Linked DNA regions of Mus musculus: region 1 is linked to region 2. Evidence: chromatin loops called from intact Hi-C (ENCODE). Cell type or tissue: left cerebral cortex. All regions are shown on one strand.

Region 1 (8,000 bases), 190 kb before region 2:
TTGTTTGTCCTGACTCCATAAGAAACTTCTGGTGGTGTGCTGGCAGCTTCTTGTTGCTTCCATGGATTCAGGCTGATTGACAGAGTGATGTCAGCTGATAGACTCATGTGGAGTTTTGCTAAGACAGACTCACTTGGTGAGGCGAGACCCAGGAGAGGACATGTGATGTTTGGGCGGAGCATAAACAGGATTCAATGGACAGTGATGGGCTTACACAGCTGTCTTTGCAATGCTTCTTGGACTCTGGTCTTTATCTTTACTGATCTTTGCTTCATTGAGAGAGGCATGACAGAGAACTTCTCCTGGTGTCGCTGCTGGTCCTGGGTAACTCCTGAGGAGGCCTGGCTGTTTCTGCTAGGTCGTGCCACCTCTGCTGGTTTGTGTTTGCTTTCCTGACACTACTGAACTGGACTGCTGGTATGTTCGTGAAGGATTTGCAAGTGGATTGAGCTGCAACTGCTGATTCCTGTGAACTGAACTGCTGATTTCCTGACCACACAGATTTGATTTGCTCCAAAGAACAATATCTAAGCAGGTCCACTTCCCCTGTATCCTAATAACCTTCCTTTTGCACTACCTCTGGTGGGTGGAGGGCTAGAAGGGAGGTTAAAGCATTTAAGAACCCATATTAAAAGTAGGTTTTGAAAAAAAGCAAAGCTACAAGAGGCCACAGCCACAGCTACACTTGGCTTGTTACCTAATTGCTGAGATCCAAATTCAAGTCCTCATGTGTATACAGCAAGTACTTTACCATTGGTTGGTCCATTATCTAACTAGTTTCTCTATTTTTGTTTGTTTAATTTTTTTTAAAGACACAGTCTCACTAAATAGCCCTGGCTGGACTAGAATTTGCTATATAGATCAGGCTCACAGATTTGAATTTTTTGCTATATAGATTTGAACTCACAGAGATCTTCTGTCTCCTGTTTGGAGTAATGGCGCATGCCACCAAAGTCTAGCCTTGCTTTGTTTTGAGACAAAACCTGTCTATAAAGTTCAGACAGGTATTGATCTAAGATGTCCTCCTACCTCATTGTCCTAGCAGCTGATGACAGAGTGCAACTCTATGTGCAGCTGGAAAATCCATTTTAGTGTACTGGGCATACATGTAGATTCTTCATCCTTGAGTGGCCTAGCATCTTGTCTGTTTTATTTGCTTCTCTCTCTCTCTCTCTCTCTCTCTCTCTCTCTCTCTCTCTCTCTCTCTCTCTTTCTCTCTCCTTCCCTGTCCCCCTTCCTCCTCACCTTTCCCCCTTCTTTCTGTGTGTGTGTGTGATGTGTGGTGTGTGTGTCTGCTTGCCTACATGTGCAGCATGTCCATACAGTATTAGTGGAGACTAGAAGAGGGTGTCAGGTCTCCTGGAACTGTAGTTATGGGCAGTTGTGTGCTACCATGTGGTTGCTGGGAATCAAAGCCAGGTCCTCTGAAGCACAGCCCGTGAGTGCTCTTACCCATGAGCCACCTCTCCAGCACACACCTGAGTGTTCTGTGTGCAGGATGATTTCACCTGTGGTCAAACCTATCTGACACCCTCAGGAGACAGGCTTTTCCTGCCTCCTGTGGAGCTGGGGTCCTGTCCTAATGGAGTTGTTTCTGTATCTGACTCATTCATTGTCTTTCCCCCACCCCAGCACCCTACTCATATGTACCTGTCACACATTTTGAAGTCCGCACTAGCATCCCAGCCCTTCTCACCTTCTCTCCTCTTTCAAACTCCTCCAGTTCAAGGCTTCCCTCTCCCCAGCTACTACTCCTCCTCATAACTGCTCCTCTCTCTCCCCTTCTCACTCCCTCTTGTTCTTTCTCTCTCTGCCTCTTGCTCTCCATTTGCCTGCTCTCACACACTTACTCTGACTCTCTTACCCTCTTCTCACTATCTTCCACTATCTGTCTCCTGCTGTATTGGGATCTCTACTTTCTCTCCTGCTACCCTAGGCATGGCCAATCCAGTCTGATGGCCATGCTCATCCTATTTATTTCTTTCCTTGCTCTGGACTTTTCCAGATACCTCTGGCTGTTTCTTTTTCTCTCATATCTACAATAAAAATCTTAACCACACCATGGAGTGGTCTTCTTGGCAGTTTCTTTGCAGCACTTCCACCTCCTATATACTGTTAGACGATTCTCTCAAGGACACTGGGTAGCAGATGAGGAAGGACCATGGAATACAAGGGAAAGGAGAGTAGATGTGTTGTGATTGCCTCACAACACAAACAAACACCAATTTCAGTCAGTCTGTGGTAATTTATTGAGCAGTAGTCCCAGGACTAATTGATCAGGGCCATAAGCAGACTCAGGAACTGATTGTGATATTAAGTCAGAATCCAACAGACCTCTTAAGCATGAAATCCACAAACATCTGTGCCAAGCCATTCCACCAATCAGGATTTAGGGATAGGAGATTTCCTTAGGAACACTACTTTGTTGCACATTTATTCTGCCCCCATTGGTTAGGTTATTCAACAGTGGCAGAAGACTTGCCTTGCTTAACATTCATGTCTTAACTTGCCAACCAGGATGTCCATTACCCACATACATGTCTCTTTCTGCCAAATAGGATGTCAGTTCCCAGGAAGGTCATGGAAACTTAAAACGTTACTCAACTTCTACTCACAATGGAAGTTTTATTCCAAATAGCTTCTTATATTGGTGCAGGTGTCTCTCTTATGCTGGGGTTCATCCCAGGGGCAAAACTATAAAAGCTCATACATAGGTGTAGAAAATGCTGCTGGAAAATTGGTTTGGGTCCAAGCTTATTGTGGCTAACTATACAGAGCAGTTCTAAATGACCTGTATTGTGATTGGTTTCCAAGATCACCAAAGCACAGAGCATAACAGAATAGAACTCAACTTGGGGCATGAGAAATTTTCCTTATAACATTAGTAATGTCACAAAATGGCTTGCTAGACAGGTAACAGATGAGTCCTGTAATTGTCCTGGAAGGAGATCCCAGGTGTTTGTGCAAGGAGGGAACACATTAGAGCCTTTGGTACCCCCAAGCTGAGGACAAAGGCTAGAACTGAGAGAAGCTAGAATTCACAAGACAGAGAACAGGACTGGGAGAGAACCCAGGAGTCTGCAGGAGATCTGCTGTGAGTGGAGTACATGCTAACACAGGATAGATGGAGGAGGCTAGCCCAGGCTGGAGGATCAGGCATTTGGAACTACTGGGGTTCAGTATCTTCTGAGCCATGGAGGATGAAGGAAAAGGGGGGAGGTCCCACATGCCAAAGTGAGAAAATTTCCTCCTTCAGTGAGCACTGAGGAGGGGGTAAATGAAAAAATAATAGAAATAAAAAAGGAAAGGTCATAACTGCTTCTCAGGACAGTGGAGGAAACCATTTACTGAAGGTAAAAGGGAGATCATAGCCAGAGGTGGGACATCTGGGAGAGGCCAAGAGTGGACATCACCCTGATGGAGTAGGCAGTGTAGGCTGAGGGAAGAGTTAACAGAGAGGAGAGAGGAGAACCAGCTGCAGCAGCCAGGAGGCCCAATGTACAAAAGGAGTGGGTAACCAAAATGGCTGGACTATATAAGGAAGAGCCTGTGGGGGAAGGGCAGCTCAGTCCCTGTGCTAGAGAGTTGGGGTAGAGGGCAGAGTATGCCAGCCATATCCTGTAAAGGGAAGGAAATGAAGGATGCATGGTGGGCTGGTTCAACAGGTTTGACTCCACATGCTCACAGAGAGGTCCTTAATTCCCCTACTACAAAAGCATTCTCTATTCTAGTCCAGTCTAGACCATGAATAACATATTATTCAGAAGGTGTAGTACTGAAAAGGGCATGTTGGGGGGACCTCATCAGGCAGAAGAGGGCCCCTATTATTCTAACTTTGGCTGTAATTCTGGAAGCTGTGCTAGCTGGGGCAGGCACTGGAATAGCTGCCCTAATATTGCAGGAGAAGAACTATAACAGCCTGAAAGCAGACATAGATCAAGACATCTAATACCTACAAAAATCCATCTCCTACTTAGAGCACAATGTAGACTCCACAGCTGAGGTAGTTCTGCAAAACAGATGAGGGTTAGACTTGGTGTTCCTGCAACAGGGAGGATTGTGTGATGTGCTGCATGAAGAATGCTGTTTTTATGTCAACCATTCTGAAGTTATCAGAGAGTCACTAGCTAAAGTTAGAAAAGAACAGATGGACACCAAAGAGAAGAGGAAAACTCCAAAAGTTGGTATAATTCACTGTTTGATACTTCTCCATGGCTAACCACCCTTATTTTCACACTTTTGTGGTCCCTGATTATTCTCTTACTGTTGCTCACTTTTTGGCCATGCATAATTAATAAGATTTTACAGTATATAGAGCAGAGATTGGAGAACTAACAGTGATGAGATTCCAATATCAACCTGCCAGCACAGAAGATCCATATTGGTAGAGTCCATGATTGGCCTCTGAAGTTACCAATAAAAAGGGTGGGGGGAATGAAGTGCACAGGTGGCTGGCTTCTGCACTCTCCTGCAAAAGTCCCTTCTCCCCCACCCTAGGCTCTCTCCCACAGCAATCATGGTGGGGCATGCAATCTGCTTGCCTCTGTGCTTTCCCCAACCCCTGCTCCTCCCTGCATCAAACGAAGGGAATCTTCCCTGCTTCCTGGCCACACTGAGGGGACTCAAGGAGCCACAGGTGCCAGCTTGAGTGAGATAAATGACAAAACACTCCAGCTCCAGTGGTGCCAAAACTAGCACTGCTGTGGGCTGGCCTTAGTCGGTCCCTCAACCCAGGGGAGAAATCAGGGTCCTGATACTTAGGTGGGCAAGGAGTGACAAACAGACATGAACACATGAGAGTGTTGGATCTGAATGTAATTTCTCAAAGTGAGCATCAGACTTCTATTACAGGAGAACACCGGGAAGTTATGTGATACATTAGCCAAGATACATTGATGTCATCTGATGTATAATGACACAAAACAGAGAAATGCATACATAAAGACTAGCAAGAACCAGGCAGTGATTACAACTGAAATTAAAGCAGCCCTATCTAAAGTCAATTATTCTAGGAGCCAGGTGAGGATTTCACACCCTAGTCACAAGGGTTCTTTAGCAAGCCTAACTATGCCATTCCTCTGAGCCTTGTGAAAAACTTGCACCAGGGGGTTCTGCTCTTGCTGACCTTTTCCTGAATAATGCAATGCTCTAGTTCCTCCTTAAACCACAACCCTCCTCCTTTCTAGACCATTGTAAATTCCTGCATATGGGAGTGGTTTGACTGTTATTTTAAGTATCCATAGGGAACCTCCATTTGTCAGAGGAACTCACCAACTTTCTTCTAATATGTAATGTAGTCTTCCATACCTGACTGTAAGGAGAATTCTAAGTTTACTTTTGTAGAACTAGCCCCAAGATTTCTAGCTCTTATGCAGTAAAATACTGAAAGAAAGCACACAACACCCTCCACCTATTGCAAGGACAAATCTGGACTACATCCATACTAAGGGATGCCAAGGCCTCCAGGAGACCAGTTTCTGTGAAACTTTTTGCCTCAGGATTGCAGCCAAGCTTTTGGACTTGTCATTTAGACTCCACTGGAGTGGGTGTGGCATAGCACTCTCCCTGATAACCAGCCTGGCCTCTTTCCTGGTGCCTGTCCTTGGAATGAGGAGATTAGGGTCCCCTTTTTAAATCATAGAAGAAAGGTAATCAGAGATCACAGACAGTTATGGCCGGCCATAAAACCAGTTCCTGATAGCACCATAAAAGAGAGTCCTTAGGTCAGAAGAATCCCCCCTCGGCCTGGTGATTCCACTCTACCAAATGGTATTGTGTCTGAATTATGACTTACTTCATCCACCTTCCCTACCCTTCACCCTAAGCATTTAAAGATTTTCTAACTATGCTGCGTATAAGTGCCCAGACACTGAAGCTTGAGGTTGCACTCCCGTCCTACACTGTGGGAAGGTTTTCAATCTGAGTCTGACTTGTAATGAAGACCCTTATGCAAGACTGCAGTGGACTATGCAGTTCTTGAGCTCTCCTGGGTTTCTTGTGGAATTGGGGCATAAGAAGGTGTGCTCTCCATTTCAGGTTTGAGTTAATTCCAGATGTAGTCAAGAATAGCCATCACACTGGGCTTCAATTTCCAGACAGTAACGGGGAAAGGAACAAACAGCCTGTCCTTTTCTGACCTCTGATTGGCTCCAATTCTGGGTGGAGGGGGCAATGCCAGCTCTTCCATAACAGAGATAACCAAACTTCTCCCCTCCCACTCCTCCCAATTGGTACATCAGAAAGACACACTAAGAATGTCCTTAAACCTGATCAGTGGACCTTTGGTCTGATTAATTTTATCTCTAGAGAAGACATAATAGCCTGTTGGTTGCCAAGGACCAGCCTCAGCTTGGAGAGAGGTTCTGAGGTGACACTGACTTGAAGACAAATCATGAGTACAAGCTGACAGCTTTCCGAAAATCACCAGACAGTTCAACTCTCACAAGCCAACCCCAGTCTTTTATTCACAATCAGTTCAATTGTCCAACCCAGTTTCTCTTTTTCTCACCAATCAGCACTTTCTTAACCTTCGATGATAAATTGGCAAAGCCACAGAATATACAGAACCAAAAATCCAGCCAAGAAATAACCAGTATGGAGAATCACTTGAGCAACTTCATCTGTTACTACGCATCCCTCCCCCCTCAACCCCTGCCTTCGCTCTAAGACAAGGTCTCAGTGTGAAGCCCAGTGGTAGCACCACATTAAGGAATCTTGCCCTCAAGCTGGTCATGGTGGCACACACCTTTAATCCAAGCATTTGGGAGGCAGAGGCAGATAGACTTGTGAGTTTAAAGCCAGCCTGACCTACAAAGTAAGTCCAGGACAGCCAGGACTCATTACACACAGAAACCCTGACTCTGAAAACAAACAAACAAGCAAGCAAGCAAGCAAGCAAGCAAGCAAACAAACAAACCAAATCTTGCCTTCAGAGTCAACTAAACCAAGAGGAAGTCCCATTTAAACTATCTACTTCTCTCTCTGTATCTTACAGCTGCCCCTGTCTGTTGTCCCTTGTCTGATGTCTGTGTGTCCCTAAGAAAGGCCTCTGCTCTTTATGTATTCAATAGTACATGCACAATATCAGACAGGATTGAGGGATCATTGTGTACAGAAAATTTTAGGAGGTTTACAATGTGTCTTAGCTAATATTTTCTTGCTGTGAGAAGACACCATGAAGAAGGCAACTTCTAAAAGCATTTAGCTGGGGGCTTGTTTACCTTTCAGTAGGTTTGTCCATTGTTATCATGTCAGCAAGCATGGCAGCAGGTAGGTATGGTGCTGGAGAAGTAATTGAAAGCTCATTTATGATCCAAACAGTTCACATTTCAGACACACACACACACACACACACACACACACATGTACACGTATGTATATATATGGAGAGAGAGAGAGAGAGAGACAGAGACAGAGACAGAGAGACAGAGAGAGAGACACTAGGTAGGACTGGCCCACAAATGTATAAAGTCCCACGTTAATTCCCTATCCACAAATCCACCTGAAACAGGGTCCCTCATTTAGAGACCAAGCCTCTGTTGCCATCTCAGTAATGAATGTTCCTTTTTCGTGGAATTGAAGCTTAGCTCAAGCTTTATCATTGACCTTCATTCTTGGCTCTGTTTCTATCTATCCAGGCCAGAGAAGGTGTTGCCACATCAGTTCCTTTCCATGGTAGATCAGCAGGGTGGTACCTGGCAGGCATCATACCCAGTGGATTGTTTTATTATGAGGAGACACAAACCAGAAATTTTTCTTTCACTTTCATGCATTGGGTATATCAGGCCAAGAGCTTGTGTCTGGTTGTGTCTCAGATGTGCAGCTGATGACTGGAACCACACAGCTAAGGACAGCTGGGACACATCCAAATGTGGCTGCAGGAAGATTCCTTGGTGAGTTGGGATCCATGCTTTCCCCACATATTCATCCTCTCAATGGCTCTGGAGAAGAAGGGTTATGGCTACAAGGATGGGTGAGCTCAGGGAAGATGAACAATGGTC
Region 2 (8,000 bases):
GGTCCTCCATTCTCTCTTCACACTTGTATCCTCTGAGGGACTCAATGGTGGACTTCCAGGGGTGAGTCTACCCCTTGAAGCATGCCTTCCAGGACACCAGAAGAGGAGATCAGCCTCTTGGGGTGCTCAGCAGGTCAGGCAACTCTAGCTCCATCCATCAGAGGACAAAACAGAGGACTATCGAAGGCTGACAAACCCCATGTCACAGAGCTCAGAGCAGAGAAGTAAGGGAAACAAGAGCCCTGTCTCTGGATGGAAGACTAACCCTGGGGATTTCACACTTCTTTCTCCCTTTGCTACACGAGAGCCCACTGCACTGCAGTCTGCCCTCGTGTAGATGAGACGTGTATGATGGGCCTGGGGTCTCTGCAGAGCACATTCTCCATCCATCCTGGCTTCCCCTCCACACCTGCTCACACAGGACAGCCTAGGCTTCATCCTCTGTCCTCCACAGGGGAGGCAGAGGCCAGGTGAGAACCAAGGAATGTCGCCTCTCACCTACCTGTTCAGCCTCCTTGAGGCACCTTAGAATAGTCACTGTCTGTTGTGCCTCAGTTTTTCCTCAGTGCTCACACTGCATAGACAAGCAAAGCTGTGCTGAAACTGAGTAGTTTGTCTGTACATCTTACTCAAAGCCTCATTCTCTTTGGTCAGGGAGAGCACCCCAAGGCCAGCATGGTTGATGGCTCTGTGTTCAAGCCTCATTCACTTCCTTTTTCTGTTTTGGAGCTATCTAAAATGTCTGAGCACAGACAAAGAGTTGTCTTCCTGCCTGAGACCTCTAATCATGTCTTAGGAAGCCCTACAAGGAGGGTCAGGCCCAGGCAGTGTGGAGATCCCATCTGAGGATTCCATGTCCTCTTCTATGCAGAGGGTAGAGGAGGGGAGAGGAGCAGGCAGAGCTCATTTGACTGGAAGTCCAGCCCTCCATCTGCTGAGCCTGTGACCATTGTTCATCTTCCCTGAGCTCGCCCATTCGTAGGGATGTAACCTTCTCCTCCAGAGCAAGTGGGACAAGCATGGTCCCCGACTCACCAAGGAATCTTCCTGCAGCCACGTTTGGATGTGTCCCAGCTGTCCTTAGCTGTGTGGTTCCAGTCACCAGCTGCACATCTGAGACACAACCAGACACAAGCTCTTGGCCTGATATACCCAATGCATGAAAGTGAAAGAAAAATTTCTGGTTTGTGTCTCTTCATAATAAAACAATCCACTGGGCATGATGCCTGCCAGGTACCACCCTGCTGATCTACCATGGAAAGGAACTGATGTGGCAACACCTTCTCTGGCCTGGATAGATAGAAACAGAGCCAAGAATGAAGGTCAATGATAAAGCTTGAGCTAAGCTTCAATTCCACGAAAAAGGAACATTCATTACTGAGATGGCAAAAGATGCTTGGTCTCTAAATGAGGGACCCTGTTTCAGGTGGATTTATGGATAGGGAATTAACGTGGGACTTTATACATTTGTGGGCCAGTCCTACCTAGTGTCTCTCTCTCTGTCTCTCTGTCTCTGTCTCTCTCTCTCTCTCCATATATATACATACGTGTACATGTGTGTGTGTGTCTGAAATGTGAACTGTTTGATTCATAAATGAGCTTTCAATTACTTCTCCAGCACCATACCTACCTGCTGCCATGCTTGCTGACATGATAACAATGGACAAACCTACTGAAAGGTAAACAAGCCCCCAGCTAAATGCTTTTAGAAGTTGCCTTCTACATGGTGTCTTCTCACAGCAAGAAAATATTAGCTAAGACACATTGTAAACCTCCTAAAATTTTCTGTACACAATGATCCCTCAATCCTGTCTGATATTGTGCATGTACTATTGAATACATAAAGAGCAGAGGCCTTTCTTAGGGACACACAGACATCAGACAAGGGACAACAGACAGGGGCAGCTGTAAGATACAGAGAGAGAAGTAGATAGTTTAAATGGGACTTCCTCTTGGTTTAGTTGACTCTGAAGGCAAGATTTGGTTTGTTTGTTTGCTTGCTTGCTTGCTTGCTTGCTTGTTTTCAGAGTCAGGGTTTCTGTGTGTAACGAGTCCTGGCTGTCCTGGACTTACTTTGTAGGTCAGGCTGGCTTTAAACTCACAAGTCTATCTGCCTCTGCCTCCCAAATGCTTGGATTAAAGGTGTGTGCCACCATGACCAGCTTGAGGGCAAGATTCCTTAATGTGGTGCTACCACTGGGCTTCACACTGAGACCTTGTCTTAGGGCGAAGGCAGGGGTTGAGGGGGGAGGGATGCGTAGTAACAGATGAAGTTGCTCAAGTGATTCTCCATACTGGTTATTTCTTGGCTGGATTTTTGGTTCTGTATATTCTGTGGCTTTGCCAATTTATCATCGAAGGTTAAGAAAGTGCTGATTGGTGAGAAAAAGAGAAACTGGGTTGGACAATTGAACTGATTGGTGAATAAAAGACTGGGGTTGGCTTGTGAGAGTTGAACTGTCTGGTGATTTTCGGAAAGCTGTCAGCTTGTACTCATGATTTGTCTTCAAGTCAGTGTCACCTCAGAACCTCTTTCCAAGCTGAGGCTGGTCCTTGGCAACCAACAGCCTATTATGTCTTCTCTAGAGATAAAATTAATGAGACCAAAGGTCCACTGATCAGGTTTAAGGACATCCTTAGTGTGTCTTTCTGATGTACCAATTGGGAGGAGTGGGAGGGGAGAAGTTTGGTTATCTCTGTGATGGAAGAGCTGGCATTGCCCCCTCCACCCAGAATTGGAGCCAATCAGAGGTCAGAAAAGGACAGGCTGTTTGTTCCTTTCCCCGTTACTGTCTGGAAATTGAAGCCCAGTGTGATGGCTATTCTTGACTACATCTGGAATTAACTCAAACCTGAAATGGAGGGCACACCTTCTTATGCCCCAATTCCACAAGAAACCCAGGAGAGCTCAAGAACTGCATAGTCCACTGCAGTCTTGCATAAGAGTCTTCATTACAAGTCAGACTCGGATTGAAAACCTTCCCACAGTGTAGGACGGGAGTGCAACCTCAAGCTTCGGTGTCTGGGCACTCATATACAGCATAGTTAGAAATTCTTTAAATGCTTAGGGTGAAGGGTAGGGAAGGTGGGTGAAGTAAGTCGTAATTCAGACACAATACCATTTGGTAGAGTGGAATCACCAGGCCGAGGGGGGATTCTTCTGGCCTAAGGACTCTCTTTTATGGTGCTATCAGGAACTGGTTTTATGGCCGGCCATAACTGTCTGTGATCTCTGATTACCTTTCTTCTATGATTTACAAAGGGGACCCTAATCTCCTCATTCCAAGGACAGGCACCAGGAAAGAGCCCAGGCTGGTTATCAGGGAGAGTGGTGCTATGCCACACCCACTCCAGTGGAGTCTAAATGACAAGTCCAAAAGCTTGGCTGCAGTCCTGAGGCAAAAAGTTTCACAGAAACTGGTCTCCTGGAGGCCTTGCATCCCTTAGTATGGATGTAGTCCAGATTTGTCCTTGCAATAGGTGGAGGGTGTTGTGTGCTTTCTTTCAGTATTTTACTGCATAAAGAGCTAGAAATCTTGGGGCTAGTTCTACAAAGTAAACTTAGAATTCTCCTTACAGTCAGATATGGAAGACTACATTACATATTAGAAGAAAATTGGTGAGTTCCTCTGACAAATGGAGGTTCCCTATGGATACTTAAAATAACAGCCAAACCACTCCCATATGCAGGAATTTACAATGGTCTAGAAAGAAGGAGGGTTGTGGTTTAAGGAGGAACTAGAGTATTGCATTATTCATGAAAAGGTCAGCAAGAGCAGAACCCCCTGGTGCAAGTTTTTTACAAGGCTCAGAGGAATGGCATAGTTAGGCTTGCTAAAGGACCCTTGTGACTAGGGTGTGAAATCCTCACCTGGCTCCTAGAATAACTGACTTTAGATAGGGCTGCTTTTATTTCAGTTGTAATCACTGCCTGGTTCTTGCTAGTCTTTATGTATGCATTTCTCTGTTTTGTGTCATTATACATCAGATGACATCAATGTATCTTGGCTAATGTATCACATAACTTCCTGGTTTTCTCCTGTAATAGAAGTCTGATGCTCGCTTTGAGAAATTACATTCAGATCCAACACTCTCATGTGTTCATGTCTGTTTGTTACTCCTTGCCCACCTAAGTATCAGGACCCTGATTTCTCCCTTGGTTGAGGGACCCACTAAGGCCAGCCCACAGCAGTGCTAGTTTTGGCACCACTGGAGCTGGGGTGTTTTGTCATTTATCTCACTCAAGCTGGCACCTGTGGCTCCTTGAGTCCTCTCAGTGTGGCCAGGAAGCGGGGAAGATTCCCTTCGTTTGATGCAGGGAGGAGCAGGGGTTGGGGAAAGCACAGAGGCAAGCAGATTGCATGCCCCACCATGATTGCTGTGGGAGAGAGCCTAGGGTGGGGGAGAAGGGACTTTTGCAGGAGAGTGCAGAAGCCAGCCACCTGTGCACTTCATTCCCCCCACCCTTTTTATTGGTAACTTCAGAGGCCAATCATGGACTCTACCAATATGGATCTGATGTGATGGCAGGTAGATATTGGGATCTCATCACTATTAGTTCTCCAATCTCTGCTATATATAACTGTAAAATCTTATTAATTATGCATGGCCAAAAAGTGAGCAACAGTAAGAGAATAATCAGGGATCACAAAATTGTGAAAATAAGGGTGGTTAGCCATGGAGAAGTATCAAACAGTGAATGATACCAACTTTTGGAGTTTTCCTCTTCTCTTTGGTGTCCATCTGTTCTTTTCTAACTTTAGCTAGTGACTCTCTGATAACTTCAGAATGGTTGACATAAAAACAGCATTCTTCATGCAGCACAGCACACAACCCTCCCTGTTGCAGGAACACCAAGTCTAACCCTCATCTGTTTTGCAGAACTACCTCAGCTGTGGAGTCTACATTGTGCTCTAAGTAGGAGATGGATTTTTCTAGGACTGGATGTCTTGATCTATGTCTGCTTTCAGGCTGTTATAGTTTTTCTCCTGCAATATTAGGGCAGATATTCCAGTGCCTGCCCCAGCTAGCACTGCTTCCAGAATTACAGCCAAAGTTAGAATAATAGGATCCCTCTTCTGCCTGATGAGGTCCCCCCAACATGCCCTTTTCAGTACTACACCTTCTGAATAATAGGTTATTCATGGTACTAACTGGACTAGAATAGAGAATGCTTTTGTTGTAGGGAAATTAAGGACCTCTCTGTGCACATGTGGAGTCAAACCTGTTGAACCAGCCCACCATGCATCCTTCATTTCCTTCCCTTTACAGGATATGGCTGGCATACTCTGTCCTCTACCCCAATGCTCTAGCACAGGAACTGAGCTGCCCTTCCCCCACAGGCTCTTCCTTATATAGTCCAGCCATTTTGGTTACCCACTCCTTTTGTACATTGGGCCTCGCGGCTGCTGCAGCTGGTTCCCCTCTCTCCTCTCTGTTAAATCTCCCCTCAGCCCACACTGCCTACCCCATCAGGGTGATGTCCACTCTGGCCTCTCCCAGATGTCCCACCTCTGGCTATGATCTCCCTTTTACCTACAGTAAATGGTTTCCTCCGCCATACCGAGAAGCAGTTATGGCCTTTCCTTTTATATTTCTATTATTTTTTCATTTACCCCCTCCTCAGTGCTCACTGAAGGAGGAAATTTTCTCACTTTGGCATGTGGGACCTCCCCCCATTTCCTTCATCCTCCATGGCTCAGAAGATACTGAACCCCAGTAGTTCCAAATGCCTGATCCTCCAGCCTGGGCTAGCCTCCTCCATCTATCCTGTGTCAGCATGTACTCCACTCACAGCAGAGCTTCTGCAGACTCCTGGGTTCTCTCCCTGTCCTGTTCTCTGTCTTGTGAATTCTAGCTTCTCTCAGTTCTAGCCTTTGTCCTCAGCTTGGGGGTACCAAAGACTCTAATGTGTTCCCTCCTTGCACAAACACCTGGGATCTCCTTCCAGGACAATTACAGGACTCATCTGTTACCTGTCTAGCAAGCCATTTTGTGACATTACTAATGTTATAAGGAAAATTTCTCATGCCCCAAGTTGAGTTCTATTCTGTTATGCTCTGTGCTTTGGTGATCTTGGAAACCAATCACAATACAGGTCATTTAGAACTGCTCTGTATAGTTAGTCACAATAAGCTTGGACCCAAACCAATTTTCCAGCAGCATTTTCTACACCTATGTATGAGCTTTTATAGTTTTGCCCCTGGGATGAACCCCAGCATAAGAGAGACACCTGCACCAATATAATAAGCTATTTGGAATAAAACTTCCATTGTGAGTAGAAGTTGAGTAACGTTTTAAGTTTCCATGACCTTCCTGGGAACTGACATTCTATTTGGCAGAAAGAGACATGTATGTGGGTAACGGACATCCTGGTTGGCAAGTTAAGACATGAATGTTAAGCAAGGCAAGTCTTCTGCCACAGTTGAATACCCCAACCAATGGGAGCAGAATAAATGTGCAACAAAGTAGTGTTCCTAAGGAAATCTCCTATCCCTAAATCCTGATTGGTGGAATGGCTTGGCACAGATGTTTGTAGATTTCATGCTTAAGAGGTCTGTAGGATTCTGACTTAATATCACAATCAGCTCCTGAGTCTGGTTATGGCCCTGATCAATCAGTCCTGGGACTACTGCTCAATAAATTACCACAGACTGACTGAAATTGGTGTTTGTTTGTGTTGTGAGGCAATCACAACACATCTACTCTCCTTTCCCTTGTATTCCATGGTCCTTCCTCATCTGCTACCCAGTGTCCTTGAGAGAATCGTCTAACAGTATATAGGAGGTGGAAGTGCTGCAAAGAAACTGCCAAGAAGACCACTCCATGGTGTGTTTAAGATTTTTATTGTAGATATGAGAGAAAAAGAAACAGCCAGAGGTATCTGGAAAAGTCCAGAGCAAGGAAAGAAAGAAATAGGATGAGCATGGCCATCAGACTGGACTGGCCATGCCTAGGGTAGCAGGAGAGATGAGTGGAGATCCCAATACAGCAGGAGACAGATAGTGGAAGATAGTGAGAAAAGGGTAAGAGGGTCTGAGTAAATGTGTGAGAGCAGGCGAATGGAGAGCAAGAAGCAGAGAGAGGAAGAGCAAGAGGGAGTGAGAAGGGGGAGAGAGAGAGAAGCAGTTATGAGGAAGAGGAGTAGCCGGGGAGAGGGAAGCCTTGAACTGGAGGAGCTTGAAAGAGGAGAGAAGGTGAGAAGGGCTGGGATGCTAGTGCGGACTTCAAAATGTGTGACAGGTACATATGAGTAGGGTGCTGGGGTGGGGGAAAGACAATGAATGAGTCAGATACAGAAACAACTCCATTAGGACAGGACATGGGTTAGGGCCTCAGCTCCACAGGAGGCAGGAAAAGCCTCTCTCCTGAGGGTGTCAGATAGGTTTGACCACAGGTGAAATCATCCTGCACACAGAAAACTCAGGTGTGTGCTGGAGAGGTGGCTCATGGGTAAGAGCACTCACGGGCTGTGCTTCAGAGGACCTAGCTTTGATTCCCAGCAACCACATGGTAGCACACAACTGCCCATAACTACAGTTCCAGGAGACCTGACACCCTCTTCTAGTCTCCACTAATACTGTATGGACATGCTGCACATGTAGGCAAGCAGACACACACACCACACATCACACACACACACAGAAAGAAGGGGGAAAGGTGAGGAGGAAGGGGGACAGGGAAGTTGAGAGAGAGAGAGAGAGAGAGAGAGAGAGAGAAGCAAACAAAACAGACAAGATGCTAGGCCACTCAAGGATGAAGAATCTACATGTATGCCCAGTACACTAAAATGGATTTTCCAGCTGCACATAGAGTTGCACTCTGTCATCAGCTGCTAGGACAATGAGGTAGGAGGACATCTTAGATCAATACCTGTCTGAACTTTATAGACAGCTTTTGTCTCAAAACAAAGCAAGGCTAGACTTTGGTGGCATGGGCCATTACTCCAAACAGGAGTCAGAAGATCTCTGTGAGTTCAAATCTATATAGCAAAAAATTCA

What was found. Hi-C counts contacts between places; a loop is a spot of excess contacts. Peaks named below come from ENCODE experiments on the same cell type or tissue, not always from the same donor. Only the 100,000 strongest peaks of a DNase experiment are listed, where the experiment ranks them.
Region 1: it touches region 2 in a loop (4-fold over the local background); 10 of 42 quality-filtered maps call a loop at or near these places.

The regions. Positions count from the first base shown.
Region 1 is chr15:77,659,654-77,667,653 of GRCm38, reverse strand. No RefSeq gene overlaps it. Among named protein-coding and RNA genes, the nearest start is that of Apol11b, 20 kb to the right of the region's middle. In left cerebral cortex, no CTCF peak of the experiment used is centred here; a DNase peak (open chromatin) is centred at 4,073.
Region 2 is chr15:77,470,167-77,478,166 of GRCm38, reverse strand. Apol10a (apolipoprotein L 10A) reads right to left here and starts at 1,120. Exons shown (of 4, transcript NM_177744.4): 1 at 1,036-1,120. In left cerebral cortex, no CTCF peak of the experiment used is centred here; no DNase peak of the experiment used is centred here.